Linked DNA regions of Homo sapiens: regions 2 and 3 are each linked to region 1. Evidence: chromatin contacts called from ENCODE Hi-C or POLR2A ChIA-PET data. All regions are on one chromosome and are shown on one strand. Each heading gives the region's core, a stretch centred on a gene start or an enhancer-like site at or near the end of the contact. The rest is flanking DNA. Distances are from core to core; before and after follow the strand shown.

Region 1 (3,042 bases), core at 281-2,780:
TATTTAGCTGTAAAATTAAGTACAGAAGTGGAAGAAATGGTAACAGATTTTCCCTTCTATCTCTGCTTTGCTTAAAGTTAAAAAGCACTACGTAAAAATTCCAGAAAATATAGACATGTCACAGGTAATGGAACTCTAACTGAACTGCTTTCATGTTCGTTCTTAGACCTTGGCTGGACTCCTGTATCATGTACCAGGCCCATAATTTCAGGACGGAAAAAAAAGAAAGGTAGTCAGAGAAGATACACTAAATAATTCAAGAGTTGAGAGAATAAGACCTAGGAGGGAAGGGATGCAGGTTATTCATCCTGGAAAAGAAGAGCTAAATACAAGTGCCACAAAAGGCATGAGGCCTGGGATTCAGGCGATCCAGCCAGCAAGCCAGGCAACTTTGGACAAGTCACTTGACCCACTTGTACCTTAGTTCTCTCATCTATAAGGTGACAGGGTTGATTTGGTTCATCACAAGGTCCCACTGCCTGGATACTGACGACAGTGACAATTTCCCTACTGCCCCGAACAGTAATGAGTTTCCCTTGTTAACACAGGCCACTGAGGTCAGGCATACCGCAGTGCTTCTAACAGTGAGAATGAGACACAGAAGCAGGGAAATGGGTGAGCTCAATGGTCCCCAGAATTGGGAAGGACCAGGACGCAGTGATTGCTGATGGAAGGCAGATCCTGGATGATGTGAGCACGTAAGAGCAAAGGCTACACGGCCTGAAAAAATACCGTAAATGACTGAAAATAAAGCTGGGCAACATCTCAGCCAGTGATGTTCTAAAACAAAACGGCAGACCCACTACAGCAGCAAGGGTTAACCAAAGTGAAGCTTCAGCCTTCAGGGAGCCGGCCAGCCACAGTCCCTCTACTTCAGAGTTTATCAGACGCGGGCACTGCACGTCCCGGGGCTCTCTACTCCACACACGTTAGCAAACAGGAAGAAAAGTTTTCTTGCCAACTTATTATATATATATTTCAACACTGAATCAACATTTCCTTTCTGCTGAGGAGAATCAGCCTCTATTAACTTGGGGAAAGGATGCTGGAGTGAGGTTAGGGGGGAAAGGCCACTCCCCAATCCCACCCCCTCCCTGCCCCGCACGCACGGACGCCCGGGGCCGAGTTTCACAACATCCTCCCCAGTCCGCGGAGCCCGCCCTTCCTCTAACAGCTGGAGGCCCGGGATTCCGAAAGCAGAAGGCGGAGTTCCAACCTCTCGGCTCGGGAAGGGACTAACGCGCAGCTGGCACCGGGTCGGACCGGGCCGCTCCCCAGCCAAGCCCCCTCTCGCTAGCACTCATGGGCACCGGGGCTTTGGGGCGACCCGACGTCCCTTGGGCTCCCTCTCGGCGCCCGCGAGGCCTCCCCCGGTCTGACCTCCGTCCCCGGACACCTACTCACCAGGTCCTCCCGACGTCCTGGCCCCGAACTTGGCCTGCTCCGGGGCGCAGGGAGCGAGCCCGGTGCCCAGGCGCGTCCCAAGCGCTGCCGCGGCCGCCTCGCCTTTCGACTCGCCAGCCCTTTCTGCGGCGCGCCGGGGCCGGACGGCCGGGCGGGCAACGTGGCCCTTCCCCGGCAGGCGGGGCGGGGCGGGGCGGACTGAGGGGCGTGACCGACAGCCCCGCCGCGCCCCGCCCCCCGGCCGGCGTCCGCCAGGCCCCCTCCTCCTGGCCCGCCTCCTTTCCCCGCCGCTTCTCAGTCAACCCAGGACCCAAGTTTTCCCAGGACCCCAACTTCGGGAGTCGGCTTTCCGGCTCCCTGGCGCAACCCTGAGGGTGGACGCCCGACCCCACCCCTGCCCTCGGCCCTCCAGCGCAGCTGCCCAGCCTGGAGCCGCGCCTGAAGTGGGCCCGCAGTCCAGGAAAGGCGTTCACCAAACCCTAGGCCAAGGGCTGGGAGCCAGTCCCCCCACCCCAACCCAGGGGAGGCTGAGGAGCCCGGGTGGGAGCCCCAGGGTCGCGTGGGGCAGGGACAGAACAGGAACCAGGGTGCCCGACGGGGGGCCGGGGGGAAACACCTGTGCCAAAGCAAGCCGGGGCCAGCTGTGGCTTCTTCCCTTTTGTTTTTCCTTGGTGGGTGGGGAATGAGAGCTTCAGTTCTGAGTAAAGAAAGCGAAGAGAGACCTACCAGCAGGGGAGGCCCACCAGCCCTAGGCGGGAAGGACTCGGTCACAAGCTTTGGCGGAAGCACCATGGAAAAGCCTAGAACGGGTCTGCGCCCGGCTGGTGTTTTAAAGGGGAGGAAGGTGCGGACCTGAAGAGGAGGTGGAGGTGGACCCAGGCCCACCGAGGGGAGGGAGGGACAGCTCTTCCATAGCAAATACCTGTCGCTGAGCCAGGAGTAAAGTCTGGCCGGGAGGAGGACAGACGCAGAAGACCAGGGGCTCCAGCGCACAGAGCCAGTTTCGCCAGCGATCAGGTCTGAGGCCTGGATTCCACGAGGCCGGTGCAAGCCAGGAGCCAGCCCCACTCCCTCGCCCAGCTCCCTCCGGCCTGGCCCTCTGCAGAAGCCTGATGCCCACCCAGCTGTCTCACCATGGGACCCCAGGCGGTGAGGGTGGGTAGCCGAGGACTACAGGCTGCTGGGTAGCTGACTTCCCCAAGAAGGGCTGCTGCCATGTGATCAGGACCCACGCCCCTGACATCAACCCCTCCCCCGTGTTCCAGAGCACGGAGCAGCCCGGAACTCTGCGGCCTGTGGTTACTGACTGACTGCTCACTAACTTGTTTCTACATGAAACCACGAATCGTGCAGGGTTCTAGAGAAACAAAGGGCCGCGCGCACCCGCAGGCCCCTGCGTGGAGGCGAGGACCTAAATCAAAACTGCTAAGGGGTCACCAGGCATGGTGAGGGGCCTCACGGGCCAAACCCTCCCTCGGCCTGTCCTTCAAGCCTCAGCAGCTCTGCGGAGTGAGCGTTATCATCCCCATTCTACAGATAACTAGTTTGAGGCTCAGGGTAAGTGCAAACGTGCTGCAAGCCACCAGACCTGGTGGGGAGCATAGCCAGGTTTTAGACCGGGCACTCCTGTGCGCCCCC
Region 2 (3,042 bases), core at 339-2,838, 1.0 Mb before region 1:
CCTAGGCCTTCATGCCAGTGTGCTTTTATAGTCACCCTGCCAAGGACCCAGAATGTCCTTCCCCAGGTGACACACCCTACCTACAGAGAATTCTGCCCCAGCCATGCCTGCCCTTGATAATATACCCCGCCAGCACGGCCTCTGCCCAGCCATCCCTCCCGTGTCAGGCAGGCTCCCCGCAGAGTCCCTGGGTGATGCCTCTCTGGCCCTGGAGCCCCAAGGCCAGCCCAGGCCTCTGCTCTGGCAGAACAAGTGCGGCAGGCGGGCGTGCTGGCAGAGCTCGGCGTGGGTAGATGGAGCTCGGAGGGTCCGGAAGGGTCCAGGTTCCCTCGCCCTCCTCCGCAGCCTCTCTGGGATGGCGCTCCGGGACAGGGAAACAGGGAAGCAGGTGGCGGGGAGGCCGAGGGGCAGCTGGACTCAGCCCGCTTAGGCCTCCAGCAGGCAGGCAGGCAGGAGGCCACTCTCCCGGAACCTCCAGGCCGGGGGAAGAGCGCCTCCGAGGGCTCAGGCCCTACTCGGCCCCACCATCGCCAAGACCGGCCAGCGGGGCGGCGCGGGGGGATCGGCCCGCACCCTCCGCCTGCAAGAGCGCTGGGCGCACGCGGAGGGCGGGGGCCAGCCCGGGAAGCTCGGGGTGCGGAGGACGGGCTGGGGCCGCACGGGAGCGCAGGGCAGCAGGGGCCGGGCTGCCTCAGGACGCCTCCCTCCCTCCCTCCCTCCCTCCCACAGGCCGGATGCTGCCGACGCGTTCTGGGCGCCGAAGGGAGTCCCAGGACCGGGTGTCACGCCGGGGTCGCCCAGGCCGGCGCGGGGCAGCAGGCAGCAGGGTGGGGGGGTGCCCTCGCGCCTGTGTCCCTCACGCCGCCCCAGCTCCTGCCCAGGTGGCTGTGGCTGGCGTTCCGGGACCTCTGTGACCTTGGGTCTCTGCCCCTCTCCGAGAACCCCACGGGTCCCCAGCTCAGCGTCGGGACAGCTGCGCCCGCGGAGTCCGGTCCGGAGCACCCACGGGCGCGGCCCGGGCCCGAGGAGAACGCCGCGGCTCCAGCAGCAAACAAGTGGGGGAGGGTGGGAGGGGCGTCCTCGCGCCGCCCGGGCGGGGAAGGGGCGCCTGCGTCGGCTTCCGGCCGCCTTCCGCGGCCACCGCCGGGCCCGCTCCCGCCGCCGACGCCCAGGTGCGCCAGGTGCGGGCCGGGCGGGGGTCGCGCTCACCTTTCTGGCCGCTGAGTGCCGCGTACCAGGACAGCGAGAGGAAGGCGCACAGGCAGAAGAGCAGCAGCGTCAGGAAGGTGCCATTGCGGAGCCTCATCTCCTCGGGTGCGCGGCGGGCGCCCGCGGGGCCGAGGCTGCATGGCCCGGGGGACCGGGGCCGGGGCGCAGGGGTCGGAAGGCGGCGGCGGCGGCGGCAGGGGCCCCGGCCCCGGGTCGGGGAGGGGCGGGGGGCCCGGGGCCGGGCGGGGACCGGGCCAGGGAGCGCGCCGGCCGCCCCTCAGGGCGCAAGCTTTGTGCCCTGTACTCAGGGAAGAGGAACAGGCTCAGAAGGGCAGAGGCAGGTATCAGGCTCACTGCAGATATCAGGGGCGCGGGACACTGGCGGCCTCGCCTCCGCGGCAGGGCCGGGCCGGGCCGGGCTGGGCTGGGCTGGGCGGCGAGAGCCGCGGCCCGGCCTGGATCTGGGGCCTGGATCTGGGGCCGCCGCGGAGTCGACGGCGCAGGGCGGGGCGGCCCGGATTTAAAGGGGCCGCAGCACCGCCGTCGCCGGCGCCGCGAGGGGGTGGGGTGGGGGCCGGCGGCCGGGATCCCGATCGGCTCCCGCAGCCCCGCGTGGGCTCGTGCGAGTCGGCCTCAGGTAAGGCTGGAGTGGGAGTGCAGGTCGACCGCAGCCGGGGCGGGGGGCGGGCGGCGGGGGCGGCGCTCCGGGACCCCGGTACCCTTCTCAGCAACATCTCCTCCGCGCGCGGACCCCGACCCCATTCGCACGTTCTCGGGGCTCTTTCCCGGGCGTGAGGGGCTCTGGGTGGCGCGGGGGACTGGGCGGTTGAAGCCGGGAGCGACCGCTGCCTTCGCTGCCGCCCAGGGCGCTTCCCCGCTCAGGAGCTTCCTCTGGGCCTCTGGACGGAGGCGCGCAGGGGCCCGGGAGGCGGGAACGATGGGCCTTTCTAGGCGGTATCAGGGCCGATGCTCGTGGATGCAGAGCAGTGACCAGCCCAGAACCGTACCGGCTTCCCGGGGCAGGGGCGGCCCGAGAGCGCCGCTAACGGGAGCAACGGGCCCTGCCCCCGGTGGTGTAGGGGCCACCTCGCCCCGCCCAGCCCAGCCCGATATTGATGGGGGCCCACGCCTTCATTGTTTTTTTGTTGTTGTTGTTTTTTGTTGTTTTTTGTTTGTTTGTTTTTGAGACGGAGTCTCGCTCTGTTGCCCAGGCTGCAGTGCAGTGGCGCAATCTCGGCTCACTGCACCCTCCGCCTCCCGGGTTCAAGCGATTCCCCTGCCCCAGCCTCCCGAGTAGCTGGGACTACAGGCGGCCGCCACCACACCTGGCTAATTTTTGTATTTTTAGTAGACACGAGGTTTCACCGTATTGGCCAGGCTGGTCTCGAACTCCTGACCTTGTGATCCGCCCGCCTCGGCCTCACAAAGTGCTGGGATTACAGGCGTGAGCCACCACGCACGGCCCATTTGCGTTCTAATTTCAGGCGTTCCTCAATCCTCTGTGGAACCAGGAAGGGCGCAAATTATAAAGGGACTGGCCCAGCGCCGCCTCTGGGCAGGCTTTGGGCAGCGCCTGGCCCGCTGCCGGCTTGGACCTCCCAGACCTAGGGGCCCGGTTCCTGGTGGAGGCTGCAGGGACCTCTGCCCCACCCGCCCGGGGGAGGCCCGAGGGGCTGGACTCAGACTGAGATTGAATGCGGCTTTGTCTTCCTAGTTCAGCCCCGGCCCACACCTGGGGCTGAGTGGAATCGGGAGCTTCGAGGGGTCTGGACAGAGAGATTGATGCCAAGAAGGGGGTGGCCGAGCCAGAGGTTGAAGTGGGCTGGATCCTGA
Region 3 (3,042 bases), core at 375-2,874, 730 kb before region 1:
ACCATTGTTAGTTGCCAGTCTGGCAACACTGTGCATCTCAACCACAGTGACTGGCACAGAGCAGGAACGCAAATATTTACTGAATGAACCCAAGACAAAAGTTGTTTCTACGGCCAAGCTGGGACCCTAACTGCCATTTTTAACACAGTAGAGATGAGATATGCACCTTAAGCACCTGATTACTGGTGTAAAACGGACTTTTCAAAGCCTAGTCTGAGTTGCGGACAGGCTACAGTAAAAGCCTTATGTGATTATTTTTCCCCAGCCAGACTGTCTCAAAGAAGAAAACAGCTTAGCACTTTGGCATACAAATACAGACCTCAGAGGGGCATAATATGTTAGTATCTTAAGAGTGTACAAGCAAATCATGACTTTATTTAGGTTGCCTACTTTAGGTCATCCTAACATGAACAGCAGTTTAGAAAAGAAAAATCCCCTCTCAGCATTCTCAGGGTGACAATGAGGGTGGGGATAATGGCAGATATCTCCCAAAAGTTCAGCGTGGGCCAAAACCCAAAAAATCATATTCCACGATGTGCAAAAGGTTTCTTTCAAACCATGACTAATAATTTAAACAAATACATGTTTACACCAAATAATCAACTAAACAAAGTCCTTGTTCATAGGAAAACATGACATTAAGCCGAATGGTTTCAAAGACAATTCTTGAAAATTTTACCTATTTCCCTTTTGGTCGGCACCCGTGACCTGAAAAGCCTTGGCTAGTAGTTCCGATTAGTGTCAGATCCTCATAATGTGACATTTTCAGGCGTCAAATTACAGTAAAACTACTAGGGCAAGAACAAGAGCCAAAAGCAACAGGGAAGATGTCCATTTTCCATTTACACCCCCCCCCCAATTTACCACTTAAGAAAAACGGCACGTTTTTATATTAGAAAAGGGCCGCATCCTTCCAGATCTAGCGCAGCCTTAAGTCCGTGATTTGAGGAACCTGCCGCTTCCAAAATACAGGCTGAGACGTCCTCCCCATGAAGTAGTTTTGCGCTCTTGCACCACCTCCTTTGTCTACGCTGTCCCTGCAAACTCCTAGCTCAATGCCCTCCAGCAAACGAGCTGCCTGAACGCAAAGATGACCGTTCCAAGTCTTTTTTAAAAGAAGGGAAAAACCCAGTCACGCTCCTGGAGCCTGGTTCCCACGGGAGCAGGCCGGGCTGTCCACGACGGAAGCCTCGACCCTGGCTGGGGCTGTCGGCCGGGCAGCGCGGGAGAGCCAGGGCCAGAGCCGGGGCCGGGAACCCTAGTCCCGCCGCCTACGCGGGATGCAGCGACCACCGCCCGCCGCCCCCGGGCCGGCACTCACCTCCGTGGAGGGGCAGCGGCGCCAGCACCTGGCCGCGGACCTCGGCCTTGGGGGAGTCAAGCCCGTAGCGCCCGCGGTCGATGCGAAACGTGAGCGGGGCGCCGCGGCCGGGCTCCTGCACCGTCACGTTGATGAGCGCCGTGTAGTACTCCTGGCTCGCGTTGTCTGCCCGTGCCGGCCACAGGCTGCAGGTCAGCAGGGCGAGCGCGGCGAGCCGGGCAGGGCCCGCCCGCCCCGCGCAGCTCATCGTCCCTCCGGCAGCCGCCGCTGCTCGCGGACCGGGCTCCGGGGCCGGCGCCTAGAGGCGGGGCGGGCGCGGCCCGGGCGGCGGCGGGAGCGCGCGCGCGCGGCCTGCGCGGGGCCGAGCCCGAGCGCGGCCCTCCTGGACGCCGCGGCCCCGCCGCTCGCCGCCCTCACGTCCACTGCCCGCCTGTGGGGACGCGCCCATGGGCCCTCGGCGAGGGCGGCGTCTCAGGTCGCACGCGGGCGTCTCTTCGGGGTCCCAGGAGGGTTGTAGAAGCGTGCCCCCTCCATCCCCCCGGGTCGGTCCCACCGAATGGGAGGCGCCTCGCAAGGACGCGGCGGGGGAGGGGAAGGGCGGCACGGGAGGAAGCGCCCCGAGGAGGGTCAGCGGAACACAAAGTCCCTCTCGCGCGGCTGCCGCCTGAGGCGCGTGTCCGCCGCCGCCCCGCCCCCCCGCTGGTCTAGCGGCAACGCGCAGGCCTAAGGCGCAGTCCCGCCCCGAGCGCATGCGTGCCAGGGCCTGTCCGCTCCCGCCCGCCTGCACGAGGGCCCGGGCAGCCGGGTCAGCCGCTGGTGCTGGTTGTTTCTCTGTCAGGCGTGATAGCCGCAGGGCGTGGAGCCCGGGAGATTTGCGAGGACGTATGGAAATGTGTGAGAACAGACTACAAAGGAAAAAAAGCCATAACTTTAAAAGAAATGTTTAAAATTAAATGTCATGAGATTTAACATTCACGTCATGCGGTTGACATCATGGATGGGGGATGTCTCTGGCCCGGACCTGCAGGGACACGAGTGGTTGGGAAAGACCTCTAGGGTAGCCGTCCCTAACCATTTTGGCACTGGGGGACGGGTTTCCAGGAAGAGAGTTTTTCCAGGGACTGAGGGAGTTGAAGTGGTTTCCGGATGAGGCTGCTCCACCTCAGATCATCAGGCGTTAGATTCTCGTAAGAAGTGGGCAACCTAGGTCCCAAGCATGCGCAGTTCACAGCCGGGTTCACGTTGCTATGAGAGTCTAATGCCGCCCTGATCTGACAGGAGGCGGAGCTCAGGCGGTGATGCTCACTCACCTCCTGCTCGCTTACTGGTTCCTCGAAGGCCCTGGGCCGGTACAGGTCCGCGGCCGGGCGGTTGGGGAGCCCCTGCTCTAGTGACTAGGTGAACTACTCCAGGGGCCCCCGGACCAGAGGGTTGCAGTGGGAACCCCCCCTCCACCTTCCGAAACGCGCGCGCGCGCACACACACACGACTCTCATTTTCTCTCTCCATGGCGTTTAAAAGATACACATCGCTATAAAGTATCAGCTAAAAGGAAGAATGGGGCAGTGCAGCCGAATTCAGGAACTTACAGGATCTTTGTGGGGAGGCGGAGGGGGAAAGTTTGGCGTCTTCTGACCAGCCAGGGTTGAGTCTCCTGTCTCCTACTGCGGGAAGTGGGTGGAGTCAGCTTTGCACAACCAAATGTTCTGAAAATCCGGAAA

What was found. A loop is a pair of places that touch in the nucleus more often than their neighbours do. ChIA-PET counts read pairs that join two places held with the same protein, here RNA polymerase II (POLR2A). Pooled maps may share reads with other maps.
Region 2: a map with no recorded cell type shows a loop between it and region 1 (13-fold over the local background). The contact joins the promoter of MGAT4B here to the promoter of MGAT1 in region 1. A Hi-C loop is called at or near these places in 10 of 37 single-sample maps with no recorded cell type and 11 of 50 pooled maps. POLR2A ChIA-PET finds 5 or more read pairs at or near these places in 2 of 52 experiments (GM10248 and T-cell).
Region 3: a loop to region 1 is called in a pooled map, with 9 times the contacts of the local background. The contact joins the promoter of RNF130 here to the promoter of MGAT1 in region 1. A Hi-C loop is called at or near these places in 1 of 168 maps with a recorded cell type or tissue (ascending aorta) and 7 of 50 pooled maps. POLR2A ChIA-PET finds 5 or more read pairs at or near these places in 1 of 52 experiments (H1).

The regions. Positions count from the first base shown.
Region 1 is chr5:180,801,276-180,804,317 of GRCh38, forward strand. It overlaps MGAT1 (alpha-1,3-mannosyl-glycoprotein 2-beta-N-acetylglucosaminyltransferase), which reads right to left and starts at 1,531. Exons shown (of 2, transcript NM_002406.4): 1 at 1,405-1,531. RefSeq lists enhancers at 843-1,550, 1,551-2,257, 2,401-2,510, 2,965-3,042 and silencers at 1,361-1,720, 1,891-1,970, 1,981-2,030.
Region 2 is chr5:179,805,278-179,808,319 of GRCh38, forward strand. MGAT4B (alpha-1,3-mannosyl-glycoprotein 4-beta-N-acetylglucosaminyltransferase B) reads right to left here and starts at 1,589. Exons shown (of 15, transcript NM_014275.5): 1 at 1,210-1,589. The coding sequence starts at 1,306. It also overlaps a transcript of SQSTM1 not described here. RefSeq lists silencers at 444-863, 874-1,003, 1,134-1,203, 1,434-1,993, 2,164-2,333 and an enhancer at 745-1,406.
Region 3 is chr5:180,070,135-180,073,176 of GRCh38, forward strand. RNF130 (ring finger protein 130) reads right to left here and starts at 1,625. Exons shown (of 9, transcript NM_018434.6): 1 at 1,322-1,625. The coding sequence starts at 1,568. RefSeq lists an enhancer at 1,299-2,006 and a silencer at 1,896-1,975.